Regions from separate parts of the Mus musculus genome. Here region 1 is linked to region 2. A link is a loop called in an ENCODE intact Hi-C map of the cell type or tissue named here. Cell type or tissue: heart. All regions are shown on one strand. Each heading gives the region's core, and the rest is flanking DNA. Links, peaks and the distances in the headings are about the cores only. Region 1 has its middle 8.1 kb from the start of Iqsec1. Region 2 has its middle 16 kb from the start of Hdac11.

Evidence for each region. Hi-C counts contacts between places; a loop is a spot of excess contacts. Peaks named below come from ENCODE experiments on the same cell type or tissue, not always from the same donor. Only the 100,000 strongest peaks of a DNase experiment are listed, where the experiment ranks them.
Region 1: it touches region 2 in a loop (6-fold over the local background); 31 of 42 quality-filtered maps call a loop at or near these places.

What each region holds. Positions count from the first base shown.
Region 1 is chr6:90,813,129-90,823,365 of GRCm38, reverse strand. It overlaps a transcript of Iqsec1 not described here. Among named protein-coding and RNA genes, the nearest start is that of Iqsec1, 8.1 kb to the right of the region's middle. In heart, for the core only: CTCF peaks have their summits at 3,229 (motif pointing right), 4,233 (motif pointing left) and 7,839 (motif pointing right); no DNase peak of the experiment used is centred there; H3K27ac peaks cover 335 bases.
Region 2 is chr6:91,135,531-91,145,767 of GRCm38, reverse strand. No RefSeq gene overlaps it. Among named protein-coding and RNA genes, the nearest start is that of Hdac11, 16 kb to the left of the region's middle. RefSeq lists an enhancer at 1-1,205. In heart, for the core only: a CTCF peak has its summit at 5,656 (motif pointing right); a DNase peak (open chromatin) is centred at 5,683; H3K27me3 peaks cover 3,193 bases.

The sequences.
Region 1 (10,237 bases), core at 1,167-9,166, 320 kb after region 2:
TGTGATGGGCATGCAGAGGGGCTGGACCAGTTCCCAGGGGACGATTGGGACTTCAGCTGGCCAAGTAGCAAATGTAAGGGGAGTCTGGTGCTGGGTCTGGGGTTGCACAGCAAGTAGCCAGGTTAATACCAGACCTAGGCTGTGGACTGAGATATGGATTTGCTCACCTCTGCTCCTAACGCACTGTAAGCAGTGAATTTCCTTGCCCTGGCTTTATCGTATGCTCTATGAGCCAGCAACCAGTGTGCCCTTCCATGGTCTGGGAGATAGAGGGCAGCCCAGGACATTGTCTGGCATGAGTTAGGGGAGGGCAAGGAGTTCTGTTAGTGAAATCTAGCTGTTGGACACAAAAGTCCAGTGCCTGTTCAGGAGATGGTAGGGCTAAGATTGAAATAGCTCCTTCTTGCTGGGACAGTCTTGTCAAGCATCTATGCTTTGAGGTGGCTGTGCCTTTGGGTTGTTTCTTTTAGGAATATGCTTTCTTAGCTCCCACTCAGAGAAAACTACTATGCTCCTTTAAAAACCCACCTTCCATAGCACCTCCCCAGCAGTGCCTTCCCAGTGATAAGTCAGCATCCTGCCTTCAGGCTAGACTGAATCCCTAATGGGAGTGTCTATGCCAGTCACCTAGTATGATATTGACTAGTTCTCCTGAATGTCTAAGTAAAGAAGAAGATAACTCCATTGATTAGTAGGGCTCCCTCACTTGCTCTTGCTTTGAGGTCATTTAGAAACCACTGCTTCCCACATATAGACAAACTCCCAAGGGGTGATGTCCTGGGTGTGGTCCATTTCTGTGTCACCCACTGCCCAGGTGTCAGACAGTGGTACACTCTTGGTACTCAATAAATGTCTGCATGAGTGGGAAGGAAACAGGAGCTGGAGGCTGAGCCCACTCTCAGGAGGTTGGTACACACTTGCTGCTCAATAGATGTCAGCACAAATTGGAAGGAAACACAGTGACAGCAGGCTGAGCCCACACTTGGGAGTCCCACTGAGTCAGGGATGCTCCAGGCATTTTTGCCCATTGCTTTGCCTCATGATAACTGGCATCACAGAAATGGTCCATGAGGCAGGTCTATGGAAGTGGGATCCAGGGTGGGAATTATCTAACTGAGGGGCTCTGAGAGCTGGCTTCACCCCTTCATGAACCTCCTATTGGTGGAAATGCAGTGTAGAACATGGCCTTACTCTGGCCTCCCCTCCAGCCTTCCTCCATGCAGCTGGCTCAGCACTTTTCCTTTGGGCCTGCAGACACCCCACCTTCCCAGCTCCTCCAAGCACAGCTGCAGCCCCTCCCACCCTGCCAATCAGACTCCCATTGTCTCCACATCTGCCTGTGCTGCAAATTGCTAGCGTGAGTCTCGCTCAGCATCCTCCACGGGAGGACATCCCGGCTCCTTTCCATAGTACCAGTTCCTAAAAGGCTGGTGATTGCATCCTCAGTGTCCTGCCAGGCCTACCCAAGGGGAAGGCAATGGAAAAGGCCCCAGGTGTCTGGAGACGGGTGAGGCAGTGATGAGCACCCAGCAGGAAGGGGTTGTGGCTGGAGATGGTTCTTGGTGCATCAAGTAGGGAACATTTAGGAATGTCCTCCACTCCATCTTTCTCTCCTGGTACTGTGGTAGTCAGAAGTCAGCACATTTCTAATGTAGCTTGGCAGAGATGCATTCCAGGAGGGCCAGGCTGGTTTCAAAGGTTCTGGCCCAGAAAGTCCAGATAGGCCCAAGAGGGTGTTCACAAATCCTCTGAAAATCTCATGGTGATTGGGACCAAATATGTACAGTACTCAGGCACGAAAGGGCTGCAGGAAGAACAAGGATGAGGTCACCTCCAGGGAGTAGGTACACAAGTGATCAGGCCTGACCAAGGAAACCTCCAGGCATGCTTCCCTGTGGGGTATAGCTGTTAGGCTATATGAGCCAGGAATAAAGTATAGAGAGAGGGAGAATATTCAGAGGAGGTTGGCCCCAGATCCTGTGCTGGCATCAAACTAACCACACACCTACATTGCCACTAGGTAATGAACACTACCAGCCCTCAAAAACATGCGGCGCTTAGCCCAGGATTGATAAGTGATGCTGAGAAGCCTACTAGATGCTGAACTCTAATTTTCTGCTACCCTAGAGTCCCAGTTTAGATCCAGAGAAGTCCAGTGCTCTCTGAAATTCAAAAGTCTGAACAGGACTCCTGAAGAAGGCCCAGGAACTTACAGTTGAGGTATTCAGTCAACCTGGGTCTGACCCCATGGCCCTCTTCCTGGCAGTATGCAAGTAGCCAGTCTCCTAACCACTTGACTTTGTTTCTGCATCTGTGCTGTGGGGCAATAATGGAGCTGTCTTTGCTGGGCCATCCATTGGAAGTGCCCAGCACTAGCTTGTCACAAGATGGGTCATGGGAGAAGCTGAGCCAGATATGATCTTGAGCCAGGATGCTCATGTTCAGGTGGGAACAGACAGCAAGAGGCCCAGCTCCTGTTCCTGTATTTAGCAAGCCCTTTGGCTCATAGGTGAGCTCACCAAGCAATAGTAGAGCTGTGAAGTAGCTCCTCTAGACTGTGGTCCTGCATGTGTCAGGGAGAGTCTTGCTCCAAGTCCAAGTCCACTGGAGATATTGTCCAAGGGAGCAAATGGTCCAGCCCATGAGTCAAGCTTTGCTGATGAGATGTAAGATGATACCACAGTTTGCACTATCTGGGGTTCCAGCCTTGATAGGAGGTATTGTCAAAGGAGCAAATGGTCCAGTTCATGAGTCTTCAGGTTTAGCTGATGGGATATAAGATAACATCAGAGTTAGCACAATCTGGATCCCAGGCTTCCTTGCTCCCCTGTCCTCATTCTCAGGAAGTCTGTAGCTTAATGACAAGGTGGCCCCTATCTTCCACATTCACACTGCTGAAGCTTAGTACCCAGAAGACACTGCCTGGGTTGCTTCTCATTGGCCAGACTTGGGTCATACCCTAATCTCAGGCAATCTCTCAGTCCAGAAGGCATGAAGGCTTTAGCCAGCAGAGCTAGATCTCATGTACATCTTGGGCCTGCAGTGGGGGAGCTAAGACCAAGAGGGTGGTCCACCTGAGTCCTTGAATTGGATATGGCAAGAATCCCAAGCATCAGGGACCTAGAAGTTTGCCTGCAGAGGATCCAGCCACAACTGGAACCTGGATATAAGCAGAGGATGCAGTCATGGAACCTATGTCTACATAGTCCTCAGTGCCCATATCAGAACCACTAGGTGTCAGTGCTTCCTTGTGCTATCGGCCACTTGCTACACACTGCTTACTGGATGACGAAGCCTCCTGTAGGGCAAAGGGCAAAATCACATCATCAATGGGTCCTGCCTTCCTGGGTCTCCACTCATCCATGGGCTCTAGGATAAGGTCTGTCCAGGAGGAAGCCTCTCATCCCAAGGAAAAGCTGCCTGGTAGCATCTTTTGTTTGGTTGGTTTTGGTTTTGCCTTATTCATACAGAAAGTAGGCTTTCCAGCTCCAAGGGCCCACTGAGCACCTATGGGCAGACAGGAATGGAAGCCTCCAGTCCTCTCTGTCCCTAAGCCTGGACAGTCTTAGTAGTTGTGAGCACAGAGGTTCTGAGTGCCCACCTAGGGACCACGGACCCTTTTATTATGTGGGGTTTGCTACAGTAACCCCAGAGATTGAGATGGCACCAAGCATTTGGGACACAGAGGAGTGGAAGCTGGAACTCCAAGGTGCTCAGCAGGCCTATTTGAGAAGGTGACATTTGAGATGATAGCATTGGGGAAGGGAAATGACACCATGGGCATCAGACAGGTTAAACAAAGGCCCTGAGGCTTGATAAAGTCCTCTGCTTTGTGGACAGAAGGATGCCAGTGTGCCTGTGGCAGAGTAGCAGACCCAGTATCGGGACATGAGTCCAGAGAAGTAGGCCAGGGTCTTCCTGTTACATGCTCTATGGCCCTTGCCTGGATAACAGGCCCCACTGAGGCTCTGCAGCCAGAAGTAGCAGAAGGCGTTGACATTATCTGAGAGGGGCCAGCAAAGTAGCCTGAGCATGGCAGAAGCTGACTGCAGGCCTGAGGAGAAACCCAGCGTCCCCTAACCAACCCCCCCCCCCCCCCCCCCCCCCCCCCCCCCCGCCGCCGCCAAGTTTCACTGCTATGGAACCAGCCATATGGGGTTTCTTACTTTCCCTGATATTGAGGCAGCCAAACACTGCCCTCTGCTGGTATGCCTGTGTATAACACTCAGAGCTTTTCTGAGACCTGACAGCATCTAAGTCTCCTTCTGCAACTGCTCACTCAGTCTTCATTGTTTCCCTTAGCTCTAGACAGGTCTCTCTTCCCCTTTACTCCCTTCCAAGCTGTTTCTTCTGACCAGGCATAGTACAGAGTAGTTTAACCCTAGAGCAGCACTTATCATGAACTCTGCCTTGCCTCTGAGCCTCAAGACACAGGAAACACAAAAATAGCCCTCCTGCTTTAGGATGGCCCAGTCAGGATTCCCCCTAGTCCTGCCTACTCTCAGCCACCTAAGCCACCCCTTCCTTCTCATCTTCCATGGTGAAGTTGAACTCCAAAGGATGCCCCCAGGGGAGTGACAGAGTCTAGGTCCTCCACAGAACATGTGACTCTCAGGCGTCACCCTCTGCTTGTCTTCACCTCTGTTCTGGACATATCTATAGCACCTGGGTTACAGGAGAGGACAGGGGTCTAGGTATGAAGTGTAGCAGAGCAGAGCAGGGCAGTCCAAGAGGCCATGGGGTCAGGCTGTAACCCAGCAGGAGTGACTCAACTATAGCAATTAAGCTTTGCTATGGCCTTCCAGGACCCTCCTTAGTTCTGACTTGCTTCTGTAGTAGCTGCAAAGCTTTTTGTCTGGAAGGGTAGGAAGCCAGGAAGAAAGGGGGGAAGAGAGGTGGGCCCATGGTAGAAACATAAGACCAAGAATATTCATTCCTTGGTATCTGAAAGCCGGCCCACTCAAGCTCCACATATGAATACAACATGGGTATTCATGTTGAATGACATCCATGTTCCACAACATCTCTGGTAGGTCTGGATGGGCTGTAAATATCTTACAGTATCTAGTTCTGCTGTGTGGATTAAGGTAAAGACGGAAATCTGGCTTGTTCTGCACAGATATGGTGTCTTTAGGGAATATGTCCAGTCTGGCTGAGTCCAGGAATGCCGAGCCTACAAGAGCCCACACTCTTAAGTAAGAGAGCAGGCCCCCAGGCCTCACTCCAACCTGGGTCATAGAATCCATGTATTTGTTTATCTATCCAGTGTCCAGTGAGGACCAACTGTGTGCTGGACACAGGGAAAGCTTTGGAGCCAATCAGTGAATCCAGACATGGTTTTCCAGCCCCCTTCAACCCAAGGTGATACCCTCTGAGAATGACAGTGGGCCTGTGGGTGGTGCTACAGAGAGAGGTGGTGAGGGGCTGCAGGGGCTGGGGTGGGAGGGGGACCTTGCTGGACCCATGTTGAGTGAGCCAGAGACCCAAATGATAAATGGTGATGGACAGCTTTGGAGATGGCAGAAATTAAATGAAGGGGGTTGTGGTTAGGCCAGGGTATCTAGTGATTACTGCAGCCCTCGAACAGAGAAAGTTCAAGTCAGCCAGGGGGCACAAATGAGTTTTCTTTCAACATAATGACTGGATTTCTCTGCAAGGAACATACCCCAGGGGATATGGTCAGGGCAGTGCTGGTGCTCTGCACCTGGGCTCCATTCAGCCTTCCTGGTGTGTCCAAATGCTAGTGGGGGTGGGGTGCATATGTGAGTTTGGGGTCTTAGTCTGAGATTTCTACAGAGTTCACTGGTTGACAGGACATGGCGTCTCCTGGCATGGCAGATGCCTGAATATGCTGGGAGAAAGAACACAGTGGGAAGCAGGGATCTAAAGGATTTGGGGGCCTGGCTAAGGATCTGGGGACCACCTCTGCAGGAGGCTGTAGGCTCACGACTCTGCAGACCCCATGTTCTGTTCCTACCACAGTCATGACTGTGGGTAGGTAGATGAAGTCAGGGAGGGTGGCAATAAAGAGGAGTGGACCCTTGGGCAAGAACTCAGAGTGAGACTGCACTTGGTCACATTCATTCTCTCAGTCTCTCATTCATCAACTCACAACATTTTATTGAGTAGCTGTGGTGACCCAGGCACTGTGGTCACAACCCTGAACAACAACAACAAAAAAGATCAAGACCCTCTTCTTATGAGGCCGGGACCTGAGTTTGCTGTGCTTTTACCCACCTGTGCCACCAGCAAAATCCCCCATGGAAGAAGGGTGGAGAAGGGGGACACTGGCTTACTCAGGTAGGGAGTGTGCGCTCTCCTGGGCAGGATCCCAGCACAGAGATAGGATAAGGAATAGTCACTCCAGAAAAAAAACTGTCTGAATTCCTCCTGCAGCCTAACTGCACTAGACACCAGAGAGACAAAGACCATGTGAACATGGTCTGTCAGGCCCCAATGAAAATGGACTTTGTGGTAGGTACTCTCACCGAGTACCATAGGTCCTCTTCCTTATTGTATCAGGGTTTAGGAAGGAGGTAGCATCCATGCCTCAGACAGAGCAGCCAGTGGCCTGCCAGGTTATCAGAGGCTACAAGATTCTGGCACCATGCCCACTGCCTATCATTCTGTTACACAGATTCTTTGTGGAAAAGATTGTGCAGTCTACACATCTCTGGGACATTGTTTCCATCCGCAGCTAATAGCTGCTCCATGCAATTGTGCTGTGCATAGGCTGCACCACTTGCCCTGTCCAGTGGCCCTGCCTTCACCTACCTCGCTGCATATGCCCCTGAGGACACTGTTGAGCATTTATCATAGTTCACTCTGCTCTCATTGGCCCACTGTACATATTCACTCATCTGATTTTCATTTTTAAATATTTTTATTTGTGTCTATGTGTGGTATATGCACAAGTGCAGTGCCCTCAGAGGCCAGAAGAGGATGTTGTCTCTCATTGAGTTGGAGCTATGGGTGGTTGGTTGTGAGCTGCTTAACATGGGTGCTGGGATCTTACTTCTGTAAGAGCATCAAGTGCTCCTGATCACCAAGCCATCTCTCTAGCTCCACTCATTTGCTTTTTACAACCCTCTGTGAGAAGGAACAGAACTGATTTTCTACTAAGTCAGTTTCAACCCCACAGACCACTCTGAACCTCTATGGTTCCCACCTTCTTCTTACTAAGACAGCTCATTGGCAGCCTTGGTAATTGCTAGATGGCTGAAGGTTTTTGCAATGGTGCATTTTTCTTGTGGTTCTCACCACAGAAAGTTGGCATTGTTGTTGTTGTTATTATTGTTGTTGTTGTTGTTGTTATTATTATTATTATTATTTATGGGTGAGCTGAGATTCAAAGCAGGGCCCAGCTCATGCTAGTCAAGTGCTCTGCCACTGAGCTACACCTAGACTGTAGAACATTTGAAGATGGCATCCAGTTGACCAGGAATCCCGGCCAAGAGATAGCAGCATTTCCCTGTGGCATGTCTTATCAGGTTCATTCCCACAAGTTTCTTCAACCTGAATTTTTGTGGCATTGTTCTGTTCAGACTGAACATACACCTTGCTAACTTGCTCTTTTCCTGGTAGCCATTGCTGAGAGCGCCCCAAGGGGGGCCCTGTACCAGAGACCTGTGGTGGTGTTTATGATAAAATCTAGGATCCCACTTTGCTGTTGTCAGCTTTTTGTAGTTTTGTTTGTTCGTTTTCACTGGGAATGTTCTAGTGTTACCTCAGATTCTATAGAGAATTGGCCTGAGTCACCCTGGCAGAAGAGAACAGATGGCAGGTCCCTGGGAGATGTTGTGGTGGGGCTGGAAGCATGGGCCTTTTGCTGGGCATTGGCAGTAGAGGGCAGGAGCACCACAGCTGTGGCCAGGATGTCTTCCCTTTTGCCCCTTCCCTGCCAAGGTTCATTTTTCCAATTGGATCTAACTCTGTCTCCCACGTTTCTAGAGCCAAGGTTCCATCAAGGCCCTCATGACTCTCTGGAATCCTCCATGTCCCTCCTCTAGCACTTGCCCGTCATTGCTGAAAGGAGGGGTCTTCCTTCCTCTTACTATAGACCTGCACTGTGTTGTATAAAGGTATGTGACACTGCTGTCACTCAGAAGCCCATAAGAACCTGTATTGCCTCATCTCCTACTTGTCCTACTCACTCTCTCTCTACTCCAAACTATCTCTTCTTTCTCTCCTTATCCCACACCATACTCAGGGCTTATGATCCCTCCAGAATGAAGGGACTAGCAGTCAGATACTGTGTGAGCTGTGGTGACTGTGTGGACTTCACCAGACAGGGAAGTAGTAGTGAGTACCTTCATCACCCCTGCCCACCACTGGAACAGACAATCACCCCAGCTCCCCCTTTCCCCTTACAGGACAATTAAGGGCCTTGCACAATTCCTTTAAGACAGGGCTGTGGAAAGGACTGAGGAGCCAAAGTGATCCCCTTCTCCCAGCAGGGGTGTAGCCTTTCTCACCTCTGCCTCCCTGCTTAGTTAGGTCTCAGAGCAACCCTGGGTCAGCCGTGTCCTATACAGATGAAGGCAGGCGAGCGTGGCAAATTCATGGTGATTATGGTAGGGCCACTTGTGGCCTGGGGACCTGGCCCACTGGTCCCCCTTACATAATCCAGTGTTCTGTGAGTTCTCTGATCTGCCTAATTTACATGTAGGTCTGCCCTGTCCTGTGTAGCCCAAGCAGCACTGGGTAACCCTGGTTGGGGAGAAAATCATGTTGGTCAATGTTCTTCCTGTACTGGACACTGCAGTCTCTAGAGGGAATAGGTGAGCGTGCCCAGAGCTGGCTTGAGGGGCCCTGCGTGAGAGGTGAGGTGAATAGGAACAAGAAGAGGTGTTGCTGAGTGCTTAATTCTGAGATCCTGAGCTGGGAGTACAGAGCAGTTCAGGCATCCACCCTGCCTGGCACCCTCACACCAGCGAGTTTCCAAGATTTGTACTCAGTTTCACAGGCTGTGTGAGACCATAGTGATCAAGTTTATTCCATGGCAATGTTTATATGGATGTCTGTCAGTGGAGGGGATTGGCTGATACATGAGGTGCATTGTTTATAACTGGAAAAAGCATACAGGAAGCCCTGAGTTTGACCCCTCAGCACCTCATACAGCAAGACTAGTTGTGCACACCTGTAAGCTAAGCACCAGGGATGTAGAAGCAGGAAGATTGGAAGTTCAAGGTTATCCACATCTCCACTGTGTTAAAGGTCAACCTTGACTACAGGAAACTCTGTTTAGAAAAAGAAATTGGAAAATCCTCAGACAAACTTAGTTCTGGAAGTGGGGCTTCTGAGCCATGAACAGAGCTTGAAGTCACTGCCTCACAGTGAGTGGAGAGCACAGCCTAGCTCAAGTTTGGGAACTTCCCAACCCAAAGTCCCCAGCTGATGGTAGATGTCTCTCCAAGCCTTGACCACTGGACTCACTGCCTAATTGAGAGGTGGAGCCTCTGGGGGGGGGGTTGTGAGTTGGAAAACCCTAGAATCACTGTATCAAGTTTGATCCTAGATCCCTCTGCACTCCTAGCTCAGGGTCTCCAAATTCAGCATCCCTGTCTTGTTCCCATTCAACCTCCAAGATTGAGCCCTTCAGGCCAGCTCTGGGCATGCTCACTTATTCCCTCTGGAGGCTGCAGCATCCAGTACAGGGTAACACTGATCAACATGTTTTCCTCCCTAATCATGGCTACCCAGTGTAACTTCTTCAGCTGTGCCTTTGAAGTACCATCACCAGCCTTGGCAAACTTGCTGTACCACAGCCAGCCTGGGACACTCTGAGGCACATCTGGCAAGGAGGGACTGGTGCCAGCCCTTGTGGTCCCAGAATCCGATCTTCTCCCCCAAGTCAGGGAATGGGGCACCCAGTGATATCTGGTTTGCTGCAGAAAGGAGTGTTTGCTGAGATTCTAGAAGCCCACACACACATTTCCAAAGATAATTGCTTAGGAGCCATTCCTTTATCAGTGACCTTGCTTTGATGGGAGGGGCTGTAGACAATGGAATCCCCATCCCAGCCTGCCCTACAAGGTCTTCAGTATCTGCAACGCTGGCCACAACTAGGATTTGGGAGGCATGTGATGTGCAACTGCAGCATGGAAAAGCCTATGCTCTGCAGAGTCTGTGATTCAGCCTTCCAGAGTGATGCTGAGCCGAGTGTTTGCTGCAGGAAAGGACACACGGTATGAGGCCACTTAAGTACAGCTCCAAATACTCACCGTAGTTTACACTG
Region 2 (10,237 bases), core at 974-8,973:
GCCTGTGCTGTTCCCAGTTAGCCTACAATGAGTAAGTCTGAGGCCGGAGGACTCGAGGCTCAATGGTTAAGAGAATGCACAGGGCTGGAGGGTGACTCCCAGTAGCCATGTCAAGGCGCTCACAGCATCCCGGAACTCTAGTGGACCCAGTGCCTATTTGCACTCACACACTCAAGCCCACACACAGACTCATAGTTAAACAGAAAATATGGCTATTCAGTGTGAAACACAGGACCCAGGGGACTCCCATTGGGTGTACTGCCTGCTTGAGTCAACATGGCCGTGCTTCCCCCTGCAGAAATAAAATGTTTGCCTTGCTTTGGATTGTGTGGTTCTTTTCCCAGGATCCCAGACCCATTTCCAACAACTCTAAGCAGAGGCTGGAGGCTCCCAGGTGGTCACCCACTCCTGTGTGCTCTTGGGCAGACTGGCTTACCTCTCTGAGCTTTGGTTTCCTGAGCTAGAAATCAGGCCGGTTAATAGTTGACTGATTCCTTCTTGGGACGGGTGAGAGGGCACATTTCAAAGCATGTTTAGTTCCCAGTATCACAAAGCAGCTCACAACAGTCTGCAAATGTACTATGAACCTGAACACTGATCAAAGCCAATATATGCAATACACTCAGCTGACCTACGGGAGGCAGCCAGTGCAATTTCAAAGCCATCATCAAGAAAAGCCCAAGGCTATTGTTCATAGTGACTTTATATAGTGAAATCTCACTATACAATGAAATCTCTCTGAATTTGGATGACTATGAATTGATAAGAAATTATAATGCTTTAGAGGGGAAAAAATGTGCAGTCCTGGGAAAGTCCCAGTGAGCTCAGTGCCAAGAAAGTTGAAACAATTCCCTCTATACATCAAACTTACAAATCCCCCTCCATAGTACCTGTCCTCCAGGAAAGGACTGGACCCACAGGCTGACCTAACCCATCCCCCTCCATAGTACCTGTCCTCTAGGAAAGGACTGGACCCACAGGCTGACCTAACCCATCGGCTGAGGCGTAATTGTATTCAGCTTGCGTTTGGGCCACAGAGATTCATGAGTTGCCAGAGAAGAGCTGATGTCTAGAAGCCTAGATGACGGAGCTGGATACTGGTGGGGCTCCTGGCCCAGCATCCTCTCTGGGAGCCCAGCTCTCCCTCACCCAACCCAATGGGTCTGATATGGTTTGAATTCGATTCATCCCCTTAAACCCTGGATTTGGCCTCCAAAGTTTTCTGTTAATAATATTAACAGAGTGAAAATTTAATTCAACTCTGTGTTTAAAGGAGGGATATTAGGGAAGTGATTAGATTACAGTGTGAGGCTGGAGCTCTAAGGATTGAATTCTGGTGACTTTTCCAGAAGAGGGACATGGGCTTGGAGAGATGACTCAGCTTCCCAACTGCTCATCTCATTCATCTCTGGTGAATGAAGTGTGACAGAACTTGGACCCACCAAGCACCTGCACTTCCAAGTGTCACACCTTCCTCATGACAGCTGTCATTCCTATACTGCAGACCTAAGAGAGAGCTGGTCCACCACTATTCTCTACATGCTGCGACAGCCACCTAAAGACAATCGATTGTCACCTGCATTAGAACCTGAGCGCTGCATGCTCTGAGTGGCTTGAGCAAACTTTCAAAGGGTTGGTGTCTTAGGGTTTTACTGCTGTGAACAGACAGTAAACCAAGTAGATCAAGGCAACTCTTATAAGGACAACATTCAATTGGGGCCTGATTACAGGTTCACAAGTTCAGTAAATTATCATCAAGGTGGGAGCATGGTAGCGTCCAGGCAGGCATGGTGCAGGCAGAGCTGAAAGTTCTGCATCTTTATCTGAAAGCTGCTAGGAGAAGACTGGCTTCCACATGGTTATGAGGAGGGTCTTCAAGCCCACCCCCACAGTGGCATGCTTCTGCCAACAAGGCCACACCTACTCCAACAAAGCCATACCTCCTAATAGAGTCCCTCCCTGGGCCAAGCATAGTCAAACCATTGCAGTTGGGATGTCCCCATTTCCATTCTGTTACCACCAAGCTCACCCCTCAGGCTTGCCCACAAGGCTCACCTGCATTTGACCCTGGAATTTGTTACTTTTTCTATTGCTATGACAAAACATCCAACAGAAGCAAGTTAAAGGAGGAAGGGTCTATTTTGGCTAAGAGTTTGAGGGTATGATCTGTCATGGAGGTAAAGGCTTGGTGGCAGGAGTGTGGAGCAGTGGTTACACAGATGAGCAGAGAGAAATGCATGCTGGGACTCAGATAGTTTTCTCCTTCTCATTTGGTCCAGCCCCTCACGGAATCAGGTCTTCTGTCCTTAGTCAAACCTCTCTGGATACACCCCACAGATGTGCTCAGAAGCCTGTCTCCTAAGGCATCTCAAGACTAATTATTATGGAGGTGGAGAGTTGGCTCAGCAGTTAAAAGCACTAGAGGAGCAGGTTTTGATCTCCTGGACTTATATGGTGGCTCACAACTATCTGGGACTCCAGTTCCAGAGGGATCTGATACCCTCTTCTAGCCTCTGCAGGCACCACACACGCATGGTGTGCATGGTGTGTGTGTGTGTGTGTGTGTGTGTGTGTGTGTGTGTGTGTGTGTGTACATGTATGCATAGCACCCATATACATAAAAAATAATTGTTGGAAGATTAGCCATATCATCCAGCCAAAGCAGCTCCACCCACTTTATACTTTGCTACCCTGGCTCATCCCTGAGCTCCCCAGGGGCCCTTCCTAGTTCTGTCTACTGTGCTGTTGGTTCTGGGATCTCAAGGGTCCACTAAGGCCCATGTGGTGCATGCAGCCTTGGCTCTAGCCTGATGACCACTGGGAGGAAGTGTAACACTCAAGACTCGGGAGCAAGTGAGAGGAAGTGAGGTTCTTGAGGGTGTGTACCCATGGAAGAAGACACAATAGACACTCACCTCTCTCTACTGTCTTGTAGTTCAGAGCTGTGAGGTAAGCAGCCATCTCCTCCATCTATTCCCCACCAGCACAGGCTGCCTCACCACAGCCCTGAAAGCAACTCAGCCATGTGCAGTGCCCATGGAACAAAACCTCTACAAGTCTGGGCCAAATGAACCCATCCTCCTTCTAAGCAGACTGGGCCAGTCTTTTGTAATGGGAAGCTGATTGGCACACAACTTTCTGCTCTCAGTGAAGATTCACAAGAACTAAGTCCCAGCTTGGCTCCCTGGGCATGTTCCTGACTCCTTGCTCCTAACAAGCCCTCAGCCTCTCTGGCAGCCTCCTGGGATGCTTGCTCCAAAGTCAAACAAAGAGTATGTTGTGATGTCCCCAGGGATCAGAGTCAAGGGGATGGGCAAATGTCACTACCTGTCATTCTCAAGACATATAGGCTTTCAGTGAGATTCACTTTCCACATCTAGAAAGGGCAGGGAGGAGATGCTGGCTAGTTTCTAATCTACTTGACACAGACATAGATCTGGGGAAGAAGAAATCTCAATTAAGAAACTGCCTCCATCAGACTGTCCAGTAGGCAAGTCTCTGGGGCATGTTCTTGGCTAATGATTGATGTGGGAAGGTTCAGCTCATCTTGGGTTGGATGGTGCCACCCCTGGGCAGGTGGGCCTGGGTCACATAAGAAAGCAGACTGAGCAAGTCAAGGGGAGCAAGCCGTACAGCAGCGTTCTTCTTTGGTCTCTACTTCAGTTCCTGCCTTGATTTTGCTCTGGTTTCCCTAAATTATAGACTATTGAAGGTCATGTAGACATATAAATCCCTCCCCAAGTTACTTTTTTATCACACCAATCAAAGCACACTCAGCTAGTGTGCCTCACCTGGCTGGCTATCTGTGAGGCTAAGTGACCTCTCCACCCGCTATAGAGCCTCACTTCTGAGTTATTGCCACTGACAAGTTACAGTTGTGTCATATGCATTCAACTGGCAAGAAATCAAAGGAGAAGAAGAGGGAGAAGGGGAGTTTCAATATATAACTTTCCCCCAGGTCCCTCCAAGCTACACCTGATTTTTACTGAGGAAAGGGGAAAGCATACCTAAACTTACAAGAGGACAAAGCTTTGTGTGTGTGTGTGTGTGTGTGTGTGTGTGTGTGTATGTATGTGTTTTCGAGACAGGCTTTCTCTGTATAGCTCTGGCTGTCCTGGAACTCACTCTGTAGACCAGGCTGGCCTCGAACTCAGAAATCCGCCTGCCTCTGCCTCCCAAGTGCTGGGATTAAAGGCATTCGCCACCACCACCCGGCAGGAAAAAGCTTAACTTTTTTTTTTTAAAGATTTATTTATTTATTATATGTAAGTACACTGTAGCTGTCTTCAGACACACCAGAAGAGGGCATCAGATCTTGTTACGGATGGTTGTGAGCCACCATGTGGTTGCTGGGATTTGAACTCCGGACCTTTGGAAGAGCAGTCGGGTGCTCTTACCCACTGAGCCATCTCACCATCCCTGTTTTTTTTTTTTAAAGGACAATGCATTTGTTAGTTTTCTATTATTATACCAAAATACCTGAGAAAAATAACTAATTTTATTTAGTTAATTATTTCGTGCTTGGCACTGGAAAGATGGCTCAGCAGTTAAGAGCAGATGCTATTTTTGTGGAGTTTGGTTTCCAGCACCTGTGCTCAGTAGCTCACACAGCCTATTACTCCATCTCCAAGGGACCTGACAGCCCTTAGGGCTCCATGGCTATCTGCACTCACTTGCACATAACCGTACACAAACGCATATTCACATAGTTTTGAGATATAATAACACATCTTTAACAGAGAAAAAAAGCTGGTTATATGTCTTAGTGATTAAGAGGCTGATCTTCCAGAAGGCCCGGGTTCAATTCCTACTACCCACAGGATGGCTCTCAATCAGGTGTAACTCCAGTCCCAGGGGATCCAACACCCTCTTCTGACCTCTGTGGGTACTGCATTCACATGGTGCATAGACATGCATGCATGCAAACCACTTGTGTATAAATAAACAAACAAACAAACAAACAAACAAATAAATAAATAAATAAATAAATAAATAAGAGAGATTTATCTTGTCCCTGGAGGCTGCAGTTCAGGGATGAGCGGTCAAGAGAACAGTAAATTATGGAGGAAAGATGTGCATCAAACAACTTATCTGTGATCTGAAGAGGGAAAGAGAGAGGAGAGAGATAGAGACAAGGCAGAGTCAGACACACACACACACACACACACACACACAGAGAGAGAGAGAGAGAGAGAGAGAGAGAGAGAGAGAGAGAGAGAGAGAGAGACCCGTGGGGGCATCTCCTAATCTCTTTCAAGGGCACACCCCACATGACGTAAGGAATTTCCATTTAAGGCCTTAATTCCCAAAGGTACATAGAATCTCCACTCTGGAAAACACATTTTATCACATCTATCTCTCAGACATACAGCATCCACATTTTTATCAGGTCCTACTTTCTGTTGAGGATAATTTAAGGATAAATTTCAAAGAAGTTAACTATGATGGAATTTGAGTTTTATGCACAAGCTTCAAACCCCAAGCTTCACATGTGCAGAATTCTTTCAATATCCTCCTAGAACCTCCTTTTCTAAACCACTAGATACTGGACCCTCTGGTGCTTCCTTTGAAACAACAGAGTCAATCCTGGGGACTCAGTGCCAACAGGGGAAGGAGCCAAGTCCACTCTGGAACGCTAATGCTTTTCTTTCTGCCACAAGGTGGCGCTGTGAAACAGCAGTCCAGAGGAGCGTGGTGAAGGATCTTGGGCCTGGTGGCTTCCTGCTGGCCTAGAGGTCCACACAATTTTATTCAGTGAGTCACCTCCAGTGGCCTCAGTAAGCTCTTGGTGGCCTAAGCCAGGAGAGAACAAACAGGTATCAGTTGCTAGTGGCAATGGGTGCCGAGACAGGTGTGGGACAGTGGGCCATGCCAGAAAACTTGGTAAGGTTGAGTTCATAAACCCTGGCACCCTTATACCTGAGGACAGTAGGTGTTTCATCTGCTCTCGACCAGATTCCTGGCCTGTAACACATGACCACAACTCCCCACTGAAAGAATGTGACCACTAGTCACAGAGCACAGAGTTCTCCATGCTAATGAGATATCTAGCTGGGACATGAGGGTTTAGCCAATAAGCTTCACTTCCTAGACATTTCTTCCTGCAAAAGATATTTTATCTCTGGCCCACCTTGAGGAAGTTTTATGCACCTATTCTCCATGATGAACAATCAATAAACAGTTTGGAACCAAGGACTGTCTCTCTCATCAAGAATAGCCGTGAGGCAAAGTCTTCATCATACAGAGCCATGCTGCCTAAGTCTCCTGTAGAAGCCCCCCTCCATGTTCCTGGACAGCAAAGTCAGAGTTCCCCCTCCCCCAGCCCTGGGCTCCCCATTCTGACTCCTCCCACTTCCCAGCAGGAGTCTGGGTATACAGGAATTATGGAACACCAGCTTTGGCCTCACCCAGGCTGGGGTCCTCATCTTAGGCTGTGTTCTCCTACCTGTAAGTGGTACGACACTTCCCACAAGCCCAACATCTGATGGTAGCCTACGATGAAATGTAGCCTAGTGTCTTTTGTCTATGGGAGCACAGTTCACGCACCCCAGTCGTGAGAGGAACTTAAAATGCAGACAGGAGCTACTAATGTCACAGCCATCAAAGTCATCCTATCTGGTAGGTATGGTCTGAATGTGAAATGTTCCGCCACAGGCTCCCACGTTTAAAATCTTGTTCTCAGCTGGCGGCACAGTTTTGGCAGGCTATAGAATTTTTCAAAGTGTGATCTGACTGGTAGAAATGGGCTCTAGGACCTTTGAAAATAATTTTAACCTGTTCCTGCTGCCATGATGGACTGAAATCTCCAAACTATGAGCCAGAATAAATCCTACCTCCCTTAAGTCACTCCTGTCCAGTGTTTTGTCATGTAGTTGACAAGAGACTCGAGGGTTTTTGCTGTTGCTGTTGTTGTTTAGATTTATTTTATAGGTGCAAGTGTTTTGTTTCCATTCATATATGTGCAGCACACATGTGCCTGGTGGCCATGGAGTTCAGAACAAGGCATCAGATTCCCTGGGACTGGAGTTTCAGAAGGTTGTAAGCCACCATGTGGTACTGGGAAGAGAAGTTGGGTCCTGTGCAAGAGCGGCGTGCCAAGGCTCTTATCAGCTGAACTATCTTTTTAGCCCCATTGTATTTGCTTTTAATTAATAGAAGTTGCTTCTTAGAAGTGATATTTTACTTTCTCATCTAGGTAGACTGAAGAGCCACTGAAGAACACTTATCATGAGAAACATTGAGTGGTTTCTGTTAGAGAAATGCAAATAGAACAAGCTCAGAAGGGTATTGCTGGGGATGGGGTGATAACAAGACTCCAACCCAGCAATGCAGCACTGTGTGGGGCGGGGTGGGGGTGGAGGATTTGATGCTAGAGCAGAAATTCTAAGTAAAATCAGTAATGGAGATTGGGAATGCTGTGGAGCAATCTCTTCCGGACTGAAACATATAATCCCGGAGGTAAATAAACTAAGTCCCAGGAAAGCTCTGGAACCTACCAGAGTCACAAGTACCCTCCTACCCCAAAGTCATTATTCTAGCTTGTTTTCTGTTGCTGTGAACTAAACACCATGACCAAAAAGCAACTGGGGAGGAAAAGGTTTATTTGGCTTACAGGTCACAGCCCATCACCAGGAGAAGCCAAGGCAGGAATTCAAAGGAGAAACTAAAGCAAATCCCATGGAGGAACTCTGCATGTTGGGCTTGTTCCTCCTGGCTCTCCTGGCCAACTTTCTTACACAGCATAAGTCCACCGCCTAACATGGTACTGTCTACAATGGGTTGAACCCTTCAATACCCCCACAGACATGCTGATCAGATGGAGGCGATTCCTCAACTGAAGTTCCTCCTACCCAGGTGTGTCAACCACAGTCAGCCATCATAGTTACATAAGCAGAGTATAGTGAGGGGAGGGACTATTTCTGTCCTAGTCCACTGCCTGCCAGTCCTGAGGACAGCCCCAGGGTTCCAGCTTTTGTGAGCTATGCCACCCACTGTCATTCAGGCACCTGTAAGTCACCCCTCACCCACACTCCTATAACTAGCCTAATACACTCATTGATCCACCAGGTTGGAATTTGGGTGGTATTAACGGAGGATGGAAAAGACCCTCTCCCATAATACAGAGCTGACAGCCCAGAGTACACGGAGCTAGTGGTGGAGGCCATCTGATAGCCTACGACCATGAGTGACTGGATGGGTCCCAGCTGTCATCCTCTGACAATCAAGTGTCTACTTCTCCTCAGCTGCTGTGGCAGCAAAGGAATGAAGCACATGCGAGCGGCCCTGGACGTAACAGTCTGCGTTTGACAGCCCAGACAAGAGAAGCTGCAGCCCTCCCTTCCCCGGCAACGTGGAGGGAGAGGGATAGAGCTGTGGACCTTAGTGGCACCACCCTCAAGTTTTGGCAGGCTTTCTCTTTCCACTCCCAGGATTGACACTTCTTTCTCAAGTGGTCCAGTTTTGCACAGTATTTGCATGCACACACATTCAGTAGCCAGGCTCTCTGTGTTAGACAAGTGAGGCAGAGACGCAGACAGACTTGGTCTCAAGAAGCTGAAACCGCTTTATTGGAACAGCAGAGGGCCCCAACCTTTGATGGGATGAAGACTGAGCTCGTCTAGAGGGGCCGGGGACACCTATATACATATAGGTAGTTGCTTTTGCTACCTAGGCATGTTGTTTCTGCAGGCAGGGCTGAGATGTCAGGTTGTGGCTAAGTAGTTCTTTAGGGTGGGCTATCACCCAGTATAGCCTGATACAGTTCCTCATGACCCGAGGCTGGTATCCAAGATCCTCAGAGGAGGAAAGAAAAGGAAGATGTCAGAGCCAGTATCCCACTGGACTCCAAGTGGCTCTAGGGAAGAAGATATTACCTTGAACACCAGAGTCAGAACTGTGGGCAGAGCATGGACCTCTCTAAGGCTCCCACTGCCTCATCCTCTGAGGTGCCATGCCGTGCTTCACGTCTGCTGTAGATTTGAATCATTCCTGCAGCTGTCTGTAGCCTGTGAGACCTGCTGCTCCAGAGACCAGCAACTCCAGCCTCCAGGACCTGCTCATGGGGTGGGGGTGGGGTGGAGACTTGCTCGGTTTGCTACCAGTGTCTCAGCAGCTGCTTTTCTAGTCTCAAAATACACTCATGTTCCTGCTAAACCACCTCTGCCTCCAAATTCAGTTCCTCTGACTGCCCCTTTGCACTCCACTCTTGCAGGGGAGGTGGGCCAGAACCTGAGAGTGACCATCTCAGTACTGTGGCTTTGGCTTCTCATCAGTTCCCTGTCTGTGGTGAATAGATATTTGTTCAACTCTCCCCAGGACATTAACATATGACTCTTCAACTGGGAGTGTAGCTCAGTGGTTCAGCATGACTTAACATAGTCAAGGAATGAGGCTCAATGGGTCAGAAGGACTGTGATACAAATCTGGAATGGAATGCAAAGCTGACTAGCTGAGGACTTGTCTAGCACATGAAAGATCCTACCTTCTATCCCAGCACCAAAACCCTCTTAAAAGCTGCTAAGGAATAGATTTTTACTTCTGGTTTTGCTTCTGTCAACAAGCTTGTTTTGCCAGAGAACAAACTGTAACCTTGTATCTTTTATAAACCCCTGATTGAGGTGGTTGGCGTTGTATTCAGGAATCCAGAGTTCTGAGCATAGAGTGGCAAGGAAATCTAAATAAAAGCTTCTTGCCTATAAAAATTATTAATGGGCAGAGTAGGGACTCCCAGACCTATAACAATTTGGGGGCTCTTCTGGGATTCTTCATTCAACCTTCTTTTTCTGGCCTGGATGCTAGGAACTAGAAATTTGGATATACCCAGTGTCTAGAGGGAGTCATGGGCAGGTTCTCAATGCTTAGATTATGAAAAATGAGGCATCAGAAAACCTCCAGAGGTGTATATATGTCAGGATCCTGTCTGTACCGCGCATTTGTGAGACTTGTGGAAGAGCTGGAAGCAGCAACCTTCATGCTATATATGAGTTTAAAGTTAACGTTTTGTTACAGATTTTACAGATCTTTAAGCATACCCAATACATTTACAAATCTTGAGGTACAGGTACATAATAGTCTTATTTAATAAAGTTTATATAACAGTCTTACAGATCTTGAGATAAGATTCATACTTTAGCAAAAGTTTTAGAGCATTGAACCAAAACCAAAGAGTTTGAGAGGAGTATTGATAATCTCCACTGGGAGTACTCTGTCCTTTTGTCTCCTTTTGCTCTCCTTTCTC